Regions from separate parts of the Homo sapiens genome. Here region 2 is linked to region 1. Evidence: chromatin contacts called from ENCODE Hi-C data. All regions are on one chromosome and are shown on one strand. The core of a region is the stretch at or near the end of the contact, and the rest is flanking DNA. Distances in the headings are between cores, read along the strand shown.

What was found. A loop is a pair of places that touch in the nucleus more often than their neighbours do. Pooled maps may share reads with other maps.
Region 2: a loop to region 1 is called in a map of naive thymus-derived CD4-positive, alpha-beta T cell, with 20 times the contacts of the local background. The contact joins the promoter of NKX6-2 here to the promoter of EBF3 in region 1. A Hi-C loop is called at or near these places in 1 of 168 maps with a recorded cell type or tissue (naive thymus-derived CD4-positive, alpha-beta T cell), 4 of 37 single-sample maps with no recorded cell type and 7 of 50 pooled maps.

The regions. Positions count from the first base shown.
Region 1 is chr10:129,960,787-129,966,643 of GRCh38, forward strand. It overlaps EBF3 (EBF transcription factor 3), which reads right to left and starts at 3,488. Exons shown (of 17, transcript NM_001375380.1): 1 at 2,849-3,488; 2 at 2,581-2,737; 3 at 2,156-2,219; 4 at 1,385-1,440. The coding sequence starts at 2,982. RefSeq lists enhancers at 1-140, 3,615-4,586, 5,622-5,857.
Region 2 is chr10:132,783,034-132,788,373 of GRCh38, forward strand. It overlaps NKX6-2 (NK6 homeobox 2), which reads right to left and starts at 3,114. Exons shown (of 3, transcript NM_177400.3): 1 at 2,510-3,114; 2 at 2,247-2,419; 3 at 148-2,137. The coding sequence starts at 2,915. The coding sequence ends at 1,883. INPP5A (inositol polyphosphate-5-phosphatase A) reads left to right here. Exons shown (of 16, transcript NM_005539.5): 16 at 1-447.

The DNA.
Region 1 (5,857 bases), core at 2,238-4,737:
AACTTAGGGCTGCCTACATAAACCTCTTAATTAGACTATAGCGATTTCCGAAAACATTTAGCCATTATATACAAAGGAAATAAAATCACCCTGTCAACCAGCAGCCGGAGTTCCAGAGGCTTCTCTGAATCGAGTGAAATAATTACAGAAGGGCACACCGCCTCTGTCTTTGTCAGAAAGACCTTAGTTTACCTGTCAGATCTGTTTTACTCTAAGAGAAAAGCACACTGGTTTACCACTGCAGGCATTAAAATCTAACACCCTTGCTACCTAGGTAAGGACAAACTTTTTAAAGGGGAAATAAAATGTGCAAACTAATTGCATGCAGAGAGTGGGAGGCATATGTGCTGGGCTGCAGGAAGCCCCAACGAGCTCTCCTTTACTTGGCTCACAATTCTTAAAGTTAGCATCAAAACCGAAGAAGCCACTTTCATTTCTAAGTGTGAAGTCCAGCTTGGAAGTATATTTTAAAACAATCTGTGCCGAGTGGATTTAATCTACAAACTGGACCTGCCCCCCTCCCCACCACAACACTCTATTTTAAGAAAATGGGGGCGGGGGGAAATCTTTAAAACAACCAAATCAACAACAACACACCACCCAGCACAAAACCAGCAGCCAGAGACTGCACAATGTCAAAAAGCAGTGACGCACTTTTCTCCACTTAATCACATTACTGATAGCCAATAGTTATCATCGGAAAAGTTGACCAAGACAGGTTAAATAATTTAATAAGGAACTGCTTGTAATTATGTTATTTACAAGGTATGACAGAGGGTGGGAGAGGGGGCAGAGCAGTGGACGGGTTGGAGTGACCCCTGGAGCTTGGAGTTTGAATTATGGAGCTGGGGGGCTGCGAGGTGAAGATGGACTAGAGGAGAACAAGGTGACTTTTCACCCCAACACATTTAACTTTTAAATCCAAATAAACGTCTCGTGTTACTAGACCATCACACTGGAAAGGAGAAAAAAAATGAACTAATCAAGTCCAACTCGATGGGCTTAGGAGTTAGCTGCCTTTGTTATAGGAAAAAAAATCCAAATGAACTGATTCCTAGCAGAGAGAGAAGCATTTAAAAATAAACAAGAGGGGGGACATCTTGAAATTTTTGTCAAATATTAATTACCATAATTAATTAAGACAGAATATGATTCCAATCACAAGACATTTAATAAAGCATATATGTCCTGTTCTAATGACAACATAAACTATTTTACCAATCGCTTCATTCATTCCAATAAATATGGAATTCTCATTAGCATGTCAAGGAAACTCAATGGAAAACAAATACACGAGATCCATTTGTCAGTGCCCTTGCCTCTGAAGCCCAGGACAACCCAGGCCCAGCAGTGAAAACTCGTGCAGAGGCATAAACTTTCTCACCTGTTTGGTCATTGAATCTATGAGGCGAACATACAGATCTTGCTCTGTTCTGACTCCTGCAAAAAAACAGAGACAAATTCTCATCAGGATTTGAGTGCTGCACCTCGGGGAGGGCACACGGAGCACAGGAAGTCTGTAACTCAGGACTGCTGCCACGGTGATGCAGCAGAACTTAGGCAATCCCTTTGAAAGGGAGAAAGAGAACCCCACCACTTCTCGCTTAATTTTTTTTTTCTTTTCTTAACTAAGAACCTTAAGGCTCTTAGGGCTTGCATTTCAAGGTGCAAGGAACTTGCCTGGTGGAGAGCAGGCCTGGTAGCTGTGTGCGGTGGGCCCATGTGGTCGTTTATTTTTAGAAAAGAAAAAGCACCAAATGGAAACTGAGTGAGAGGCTGAACTCTTTCTAATGTCTCTCGAGGATTTAAAAAAAAAAAACTCGTTCACAGGAAGTAAGTTATGCTCCGTTTATGGAGTTACCCCCATCCTAATAATTAACATTAATTTGCAAAATTGAAAAAAGTCACTTAAAAGTGATGTTCTGCTGGAGCCCGTATCGATCTTTTTCTTACTTTCTACTTCAAGCCCCACCGGTTAATCATGTGAAGTGCCATCGACTTATTGATCGTTTATGTTTTGTTTTCCTTCTATGCCATGAGAAGATTTCGTGTTTACATCCATGTCATTTTAATCTCAAATCTTTATGTCCTTTCACCAGCGCAGAAAAGGAGAGCCAGCCGCTGCAGGGGCGGCGAGCACGCAGCAGGCACTTACCGTTGCTGTACAATAACTGGAGTTTATAGTGGATGCCGTTGTTGGTTTTCTCGTTGTTTGGCTCCTGAAAGTAACGATAAATAATTGCATTTAGTGCGATCGGTGTCAGGCGCGGCCACCACGCTCGGTCCCCCTCCGCGACCGAGGCTCTCGGCCTCACACATGGCAGGATTCCTAGCTCGAAGCAGCGCGGTGATGTCACTTTCCTGCTGGAAGCCCAGCGTTCTCCTCGCCCCGAGTAAGTCCGAGGGCGCAGAGAAGTTGCCCAGCCCTCGGCGGTCCCGGGCGGCCGCACGTGGCGGCGGCGGGGTGGCCTGGCGGAGCCGAGCCCGCCGCCTAGGGGGGCACTCGAACCCCCGCGCACCGGCACCGCCTGCCTCCCGCTTCTAGAAAGAGAGAGGGTGTGATCGTGTGTTTGCACTTACTTTCTCTTTCTCCACAAAGTCCACAAAAGCGGTCCTTTCAATCTCCACCGGCTGCCCCTGCCTATCGTAGAGCGCCAGCACGAAGTGGAAGAAATTGGATTTCCGGAGGTTGGAAGGCGGCTGCTTCTCGAAGTGCGCCCGCGCCAGCCCCACGCCGCTGCGGGAGGAAAGAGACAGCGGCCCGGTGAGGAGCGCGGCGCCGGCCGGCGGAGGGGGCCGGGCCGGGCCGGGGCCGGGGCCAGGGCGCGCGGGGGCGGCCGGTACGTACCTCTGGGCGGCCGTGTTGGCGTCCACCACGCCCGCCGTGTGCATCCACGAGCGCACCGGGTTCATGCCGCTGCCCAGCGGCTCCTCCTTCATGGTCGTCCCCCCGCGCGGAATATTCTCCTGAATCCCAAACATGAAAACTGCTGGCGGCGGCCGCAGCTCCCGGCCGAAAGCGTTTCCTCGAGCAGCGGCGCTCGGGGCTTGGCGGCAGGCGGCTGCCCTGGCCGCCCTCGCCCTGCTCGGCGCCTGCGGTCCGGCCCCGCCGCCGGCTTCAGCCCGTCCCGGGCAGGCGCGACATACACCAGCGGCCGGGCGCTCCGGACGGCCAGGGGCGCGGAGGCGGCTCCACCGGCGGCGGCGGCGCTTCGAAGGAGCAGGACGCGGTGGCCGCGGCGGCGCTTGTTGTTGTTGTTGTTTGCAGGCGCGCTCAACGTGGTGTCATCCTAGCCAGGCGGCGTCCGCGGCTGCAGGACACTGCGGGATCGCCCGCTTCTGGCGCGGCCCGCCTGCTCCAAAGACAAATAAACGGGGCAGTGAGTGCTGCGGCGCAGTCCCGGGCGCAGGCGGGGCGCGGCGGGGCCTGGAGCGGCGCGCGCAGCGGACGGAGGCGCACAAAACTCAGCCCTCTCTCCCCGAGGAATGGACCCTTTCCCGGGAGCCAAAACTCGAAGCCCCCGGGAGCGGCGCTGTCAGAGGGTGACGTCGGGGGGCGGTGCCTGCGCCATATATGGGAGCGGCCGCCCCTCGCCGCGCCCCTCGCCGCCGCCGCCGCCGCGCTCGCCGACTGACTGCCTGACGGCGCCGCGAGCCGGCCCGAGCCCCGCGAGCCCCGCGAGCCCCGCCGCCGCCGAGCGCCACCGAGCGCCGCCGCCGCCCCCCGCCACGCACCGCGGCTCCTCGCGTCCAGCCGCGGCCAAGGAAGTTACTACTCGCCCAAATAAATCTTGAAAAGAAACAAACGCAGCCACTGCACAATTGCAGTTTGGCCCCTTAATACCTCCCTGCAAAACCTGCCACACAGTCGAACACGATGGGCGGGGCGGGGGGCTGTAAAATGCTGAGGCGCCCCAAGTTGCCCAGATGCATGCAATAAATGCAAGGGGCTGCAGCTTGTCCTGGGGCCGCCCGAAGGAGAAGTGGGAAGAGGCAGGTCGACCGCAGGGAGGGCGCCGGAGGGAGGAGCGGGCAACGGACTGGGAGGAGGGGTGCCCAGGGCTCCCCGGCCAAGGCTGGACGCGCAGCTCAGCCTGATTTCTAAGCAGACCTAAGGCTGCTGCAGGGCCGGCCGGTCCCGGTCTGAGCCCCGCCAGGTACCCCAAGCTTCCTACCCCGGCGGAGGCCGCCGAGTGCCGGGCAGGGAATCACGTCGGAGGCAGGGTCTGCCAGATGCTCCCTCTCCCCCGGTGGCCGCGGCAGACCCCGGCCCCTGGCCTGTTCTTACGCACAGCGAGTGACAAAGAAGGCTCCGGTCTCTCCGGGCCGACGGGAAGCGCGCCCGGCCTCTCCGGCGACCCGGAGCCGGGTGTCTGGCTGCGCGACCTGCGCGGTGGCCAGACCGCCCTGGAGCCAACTGCTCCAAAAACCAAGCGGACGCCGCGGGCGCTGTGGCCCGGCCCTCGGAGCCGCCGGACCCGGGTGAGCGCGCGGCGCGCGGCTTCCCGACCTGGTTTCTAGGAATCGGGAGGGCAGCCGGGCGCGGGCAGACTGTGGGCCCCGCGGCCCAGCTCCTGTAGCCGGGACTCCGCGCCCAGGAGCGCGGCCCGCCCAAAGGACGTCTGCGCGACACGGAGCAGAGACCCAGGGGACGACCAGGAACTGTCCTAGGCACTTCCCTGCCAAGAGAAATCAGGCCCTTTTGATTAAAAGAAAAAAAAAAAAAAGATTGCAGGGCGCAAGTGTGTTGCAGGGCAGCCTCCTCCCGCCGGGTCTGGGGCAGCACTCCCTTTTCCCGTGAATTGGCAGCGTGTGTACGTTAATATTTTAATTAATCGGGAAAGTCGAAGTCCGATTCACGTTGTCTGGGGACCCCCACGCCTCTTGGAAGGAGTGAGAAAAAAGATGTGTTGGAAAGAGATCTATTTTGCTGGTGTTGGGGGTTAATGACTATTGCCAAAGATAAGTGAATTATCAAAGCTGTTGCGCCAGTCCCATCTCAAAATCCATTACGGTGCCGGCCGTCTAATTAAATACGTAAGTATAATAAAATCATATTTTATGACTATTTGAGGGTAATGAGATTAGTCTTTAGAAGCGATAGCCACATATTAAAGATGCCACTGTCTATAGAATGTTAATAACCTTAAATCAAAGTGTATGGAAACTGTTCATGATAAATTAAAAGAAAATTTCTGTATTCCTAATAAGCCCAGCGCTTTCCACTCTCGGCAGACACTGGTGTAGGAGGGAACACTTTCTTCGTGGAGAAACAACGCAAAATAAAGTTGGCCATCGAGGGAGGGTGGGGTTGAGAAACGCTTTGTCTCTGCGTGTTTAGCTGCTTCGGGGGCTCACGCAGGGCAAGCGGCCAGGCAAGCGTTATTGTCAGAATATGCAAAGTGCCTTTTCGGGAAAGATGAAGTTGGAAATAGGAAACAATGCTTCCTTTATAGCACACTTCCTAAAATGTCCAGCCTGTGCTAGAGGTGCCCCTTCCTTGCGCTAACGAAAGTATCATGCTTAAAATCATTTACAGTATCTTTAATTCAGATTACACGCGCCAAGGCGATTTAAATCTGATTACCAAATTAGAAGGTTTAAAAACAAATCCTTCTAAATCTGATACTGTTGACTAAAGAGGAAAAAAAAGTTCTATAAGCCCATCACATAAGGTAACGATCCTGCCCCAGAAAGAAAAGGGGTTTTAAACCTTTTTGACAACAAATGCAGCTGCCCCACTATTTTGGACGATATTAAGCGAAAATGAATGCAAATCTGTGTTCAGCAGCCATCTGGCCCGAAATGGGGGAATCAGCTGCTCTCACAACAGGCTCGGAGGCTGAATCCATTTCAG
Region 2 (5,340 bases), core at 1,864-4,363, 2.8 Mb after region 1:
CATGGGCTGTATATAAAAATATTAAAGAGAAACAAAACTGTACATTTCCTCATTGCTCCGCTACAGACAACCCATGTCATAACCTTGTTGCAAATATTTTTCTCCTATAGCAGTAAGTACAGCATTAGAAGGTGATTAGAGAGTCTGTTGATGAAACACAAATGTATGTTTTATTGATTTTACTTTAGAACACTACAGAGTTCCTGGACCGGGTGAAGGCATTAGCTGGGTGTTTGTGTGGGATAAATACTACCACTGCAAGTGACTGCTGTCCGCTGCGGAATCTGTTCTTGGTGGAAGCACAGGTCCGTGTCGCTGCTGTGGTTGCCGCTGTCCGCGGTTCAACACGGAGTCCGCCCCGCGGGTTTCAGCTGTTGGTCGTTCTGAGGGGCCTTTGGAAGTGACCGGTCTGGTTCCTAAGCAATAAAATTGACCGTGGTGAAAATAGTCCCGTGTTGCTTTTTCTTCCTTTCCCTTCTCCTGCCACCTTTGAAATGCTAACTCAGGGGAGCGGCCTCCTGTATAGCCTGTTATTTGAGATCAAGCTCATTAGAAATCCTGGAATTTCACTGTATCACACGCTGTCACAAAACACTAAGCCGTTCATTGAGAGGAGAAACACAGCCTTTTGGACTTTCTACTGTAATAAAGGATTTATCCCTCAACATTTTAAAACGGGATTATATCAACGCTTTGCCTTCCTCAAAACTTTAAGAAGCCCCTCTGCTCTGAGCTGAGAGGGGCTCCCCACAGAAAAGCGTTGCTTCTGCCCTTCGAGTTGCTTCCTTGTAAAGAAGGCTGCTAAGAGCCTAAAACAAAACGCGCCGAGTTTAAGCCCTTTCTATTTCCCTTTAACGCTTCCGCAAATGCCAAGAGAAATCGTACCACCGCAGTGATATCATTATTTACATTTAATTTTTAAAAATTAAAACTCAACAGCCACGCCCATTAAGATGCAGCGATGGGCAGCCCCGGCCACAGAGGCTGCGGGAGGCTGGAGGGGTTTTGTCAGCCGCAGTCACAGCCCCGCGGAGCTGGCGGCATTTCAGGGCAGGAGACGGGTCCCCCGAGCCCCCGGCTGGGCGCTGCGGGCCTTGCCCAGGGGGCCTCCGGCTCCCTGACCCCGCGTGACCCACGGGAGGCCCCGCCGCTCCGCGGGCGGAATTATTTCGGATTTCTCTTTGCGGTCCTAGTTCGGAAGAAACTGCTTTCCACCGCGGGAAGATCTGGCGGGATGGTGACCGAAGGGCCTCCGTGCAGCGGATCAGACCCGGTTCCACCGGCTGAGCCCAGGGCGGGCCTATGGGATCCGCTGATGCGCAGAGGGACTTTGGAAATAATCAGAGCGAAGCCCTCGGCCAAGCGGGAACGGGTGCCCGGTGGCAACGAGTACGTGGCCCCAAAGCGGGAAAACGGAAGAAGAAAAACCTCCCGCGGGGACTCGAGGCGGGTACGCGGCTCACCCGCCCTTTCGGGAACCCCCAAGCGCGTCCGAATCCGCCCCGAGGCGAGGCGGGCCGGGCCGTACCTGCTGCTCCGTCCCCGGCTCCGTCCCGGGCTCCTGGCGGCTGTCGCTGCGGTTCCTTCCCGCGGGCCGGGCCCCTTCCCTGCGCCTTCGCCGCCTCCTCGCGCCTGCCCGGGGCCCGCAGCCTCCGCACCGGGAACCCGGAGGACCCGAGGCGGGCGCAGGGGCGAAGCCGGGGCCGGGGAGGGGCCGCCTCGCTCCGGGTTCGAGACGGAAGAAACACGCGGCGCAGGCTCCGGAGCGACGGCTCCGACGGGGACCCGTTAAATAATTTATTGATGATACAAAGCGACTCGCGCCCACCCGGGGCCGCCCCCGGATTCTGCAAAAATAGATTCGCCCCCACCCCGCGGGTCCTCACAAGGCGTCCCCCGCGCCGCCGCCGCACGGGCTGACCAGCGCCAAGTTCGAGGGTTTGTGCTTCTTGAGCAGCCGCGTGATCTTCTCGTCGTCCGAGTTGGGGTCCAGGGGCCGGTTGTATTCGTCGTCGTCCTCCGCGTCCGAGCCGCCCACCTTCAGCTTCTCGGCGTCCGAGTCCTGCTTCTTCTTGGCCGACGCCATCTCCACCGCGTGCCGCTTGCGCCACTTGGTCCGGCGGTTCTGGAACCAGACCTGGGAGTGGACGGGGCGGTCAGGCGGCCGCGGGGCCCGGGGCTGGCGCTGGGGCCGTTCGCAGGACGCGGGCCCCCGGCTCTGCTCTCCCGAGCCCCGCCGCGCTCACCTTCACCTGGCTCTCGGTCATGCCCAGCGAGTAGGCGAGACGCGCGCGCTCCGGGCCCGCCAGGTACTTGGTCTGCTCGAAGGTTTTCTCCAGCGCGAAGATCTGCTGGCCCGAGAAGGTCGGGCGCGAGTGCTTCTTCTTCCCGTCCTTGTCCAGGACGCCGCCGGCCGGGGCTGCAAGGGAGGGGAAGGGAGGGAGGTCAGCGGCCGGCGGGGTCCCCCTCCGCGCCCACCCGCCCCGCACCCCCCGCGCGGGCCACTCACCCGGGCCAGCCAGACGCGGGTCCCTCCAGGGCGCGCCCTGCACCACGCCGGGCCAGAAGATGGGCGGGCGCCCCGGCAGCTCGGCCAGGGGCTTGGGGTAGCCGCGCGCCACAGCGGCCGCGGGCCCGAAGTAAACGCCGGCGGACGACGCGAGCCCGTTGAGCCGGGGCAGCCCCCCCAGGAGGCCCCCGCCCGCCGCGCCCACGGGCCGGCCCAGGATGTCGCTGATGCCGTGCGGGGTCCCGAGCGGGAGCTGCGCGCCCAGGCCCCCCAGCGCGGGCGCCTTGAAGCCGGCCGGACCCTGCAGCGCGTAGGGGAACAGCGACGTCTTCATCTCGGCCATGTTGTGCAGCGCGGCCAGCGGGGCACTGCTCAGCACGAACGCGCCCGGGCGGTTAGTGTCCATGGGCGCCGCCGCCGCCGGCCCGGGCTCCCATCCGGGCCCCGCCGCCGCCGCCCCTGCCCGCCGGCCCGGGAAGTTTGCGCGCGGCCCGGGCGGGCGTCGGCTGCAGCGCGGGGCGCGGGGCGCGGGGGGCGGGCGGGCGGCTCCGGCGCGGGGCGGGCGGGCGGGCGGCGGCGGCGGCGGCTCCGGGGCCGGTCGGAGCGGCGCCGCGCGGGACGGACGCGCTGATAACGGGGGCTCCCCGGGGCGCGGCGCGCGCGCTGATTGGCTGCGGACCCCGCGGTCCGGCCATTGGCCGGCGCCCCCCCCCCGCCCGCGCGCCCCCGCCGGCCGCGCACTCCATGAAGGGCCCATTAGCGCGGCAGGTGCCTCCCGGGCTGTAAATTCGCCCCGATTTATCTCCCCGGGGACGAAATAAATCCAGCTTGGATGGGAGTGTAGTTAGGCAAAGGTTTTCATGCGAAATCAGGAAAAAATACGAGAACGTATTTTATTAACGGAAAGAATGCAGATTTGAGGACCCGCCCGCGCGCTCGGAGCGCCCCACTCGGGGAAGAGTCCCGGCCCGCGTCCCAGTCGCGACTGCTCCGCCGCCCGTGGCTGGGGTGGGTGTGAGCGGCAGCGGACGCCGGCGGGGAACGCGCTCCGGGCAGGTCGGGGCCACAGGAGGGCGGAGGACGCGGGCCTCGAGTCCACGGAATCCACGGGCCTCACGGCCGGGCGAGGCTCGCACGGAGCTGCCTCTGGTTTCGCCGACACGCGGCCGGCGCGGTGGAGGAGTGAGGCAGGCGGGAGCGGGGCGGGGAGGCGGGTCCCGGGACCACACGCGCGGCTCGGCACTTCCCCGTCATCGGCCTCCAGGTCTCCCGCTGGGGGTCCCCCAGGATGTGACCTGGGCCCACGACTTCGCCCACGGGCCGCCTCTCGCGAATCCCCGGCCGGGAGAACAGAGACCAGGACGGCCTCAGCGCGGAAGCCCTGTCCAGGGCCCGAACGTGGGTGCGGGCTGGGGGCGCAGCGGCAGAAACGCGGCCTTAGACGCGCGCGGGGGGCCGGTGTCCCCCCCGCCCCCACGGCACCGGGAGCCGCTCGCTCATCCATCCCGCAGACCGGGCGGTGAGATGACTCCGAGCCCCGCGCACGGCGGCCGCGAGCAAACGCTCCGACGTCTGTGGTGACGTCTCGTATTGATTTAGGGACACGGGGCGGCTGTGGCTGTGGCCCACGGCTCGTGGGGAGCCCGAGTCTGTGCGCAGGGAACGCCGCTGCGTGGCCTCTCTCGGGCCTGTGCCGCGGAGGAAGGCGGCGCCCGGGGTTCGGGGCCGGGGTCTCACGTCCGCCCCCTCGCCCCCCTCCAGCGTCCGTTTTCGTTTTGTGCAGGTCGAGGCGGGGACTTGGCGCCGTCGGCCGCTCCTGGATGGCGGCTTGGAAAAGCCACCTGCGGCCAAACTCCGGGGCAGTGGTGCGGCCGCCGGGTGTGTGCGCGCTCGGGGCTGCCCCGGCGGCTTCCGGCTCCACTGAGGTGCAGCCCCGCGTTCACGGGGGGTTCGCTTCCCCCGTCGACTCCGCACTCGATTCGACTGGGATTGGGATTCGATTGGGCGCGGCCGCCCCACCGGTGATCGGCCCCCGCGGAGCCTGGCCCGGGAACCCCCAGCGCCCGTCCGGCCCCGAGACCCGCCCCGGCCTGTCCTGCGCCCCGCTCCCTCGGAGGAGACACGAGGAAGGGCCCTCCCGGGTCGGGTTCGGGCCCCTCCCAGCACCCCAAGGCGACGGCGCCCGCGCCCAAGGCTCGGGCTCTGAGCTGAGACGCGGGAACTGCGGGGCCGGGGGGGGCGGGCAGGGGGAGTTGGGGGCGGGGGCTGCTGTCGCCCTGGGATCCCCCACTCTGCGCGGCCGGGCAGACCCTGGGCGGGCCGGGAGGGGTGCGGGTCGCCCGAACTGAGGCCCAGGAGGCGCGCGCGGGCGGAACGGCGGGAGGAAGCCGCGCTCGGGACAGGCTCTGGCTCTTCTCACAGCCTGGAGGGGCGGGGCAGGGGGCGTCGCTAGCGCTGTTTTATGGCTGAGGAAACATGGACCTGGAGGCGCTGCGCTGCGGCCCGATAAACCCTGGGTCTGTCTGCGCCCCCCGGTCCTCCCTGGGCTGCCGAGGGAACGCGTGGGGTCGCGGGTGGGGCTGGCGTGTCACTGGCTGCGGAGCGCGCGGCTCTCCAGGGCTCAGGGGCGCGGGATGAGGGGCCAGGGTGAGTTGGGGGCGCAGAGGAGCCGGGTAAGGGGGGGTCCCTCTCCCACGTTCTTGTAAGCCGTGGAAGTCTTGGCGCGCTCCGCAGGTGCCGCGTCCTACCCGGCTCCCCGGCCTGCGCCCCACGCGCTTTCCCGCCCTCCTCCTCGCGGAGCTGCGCGTGGGTCCGGTGGCTTCACCTCCTAC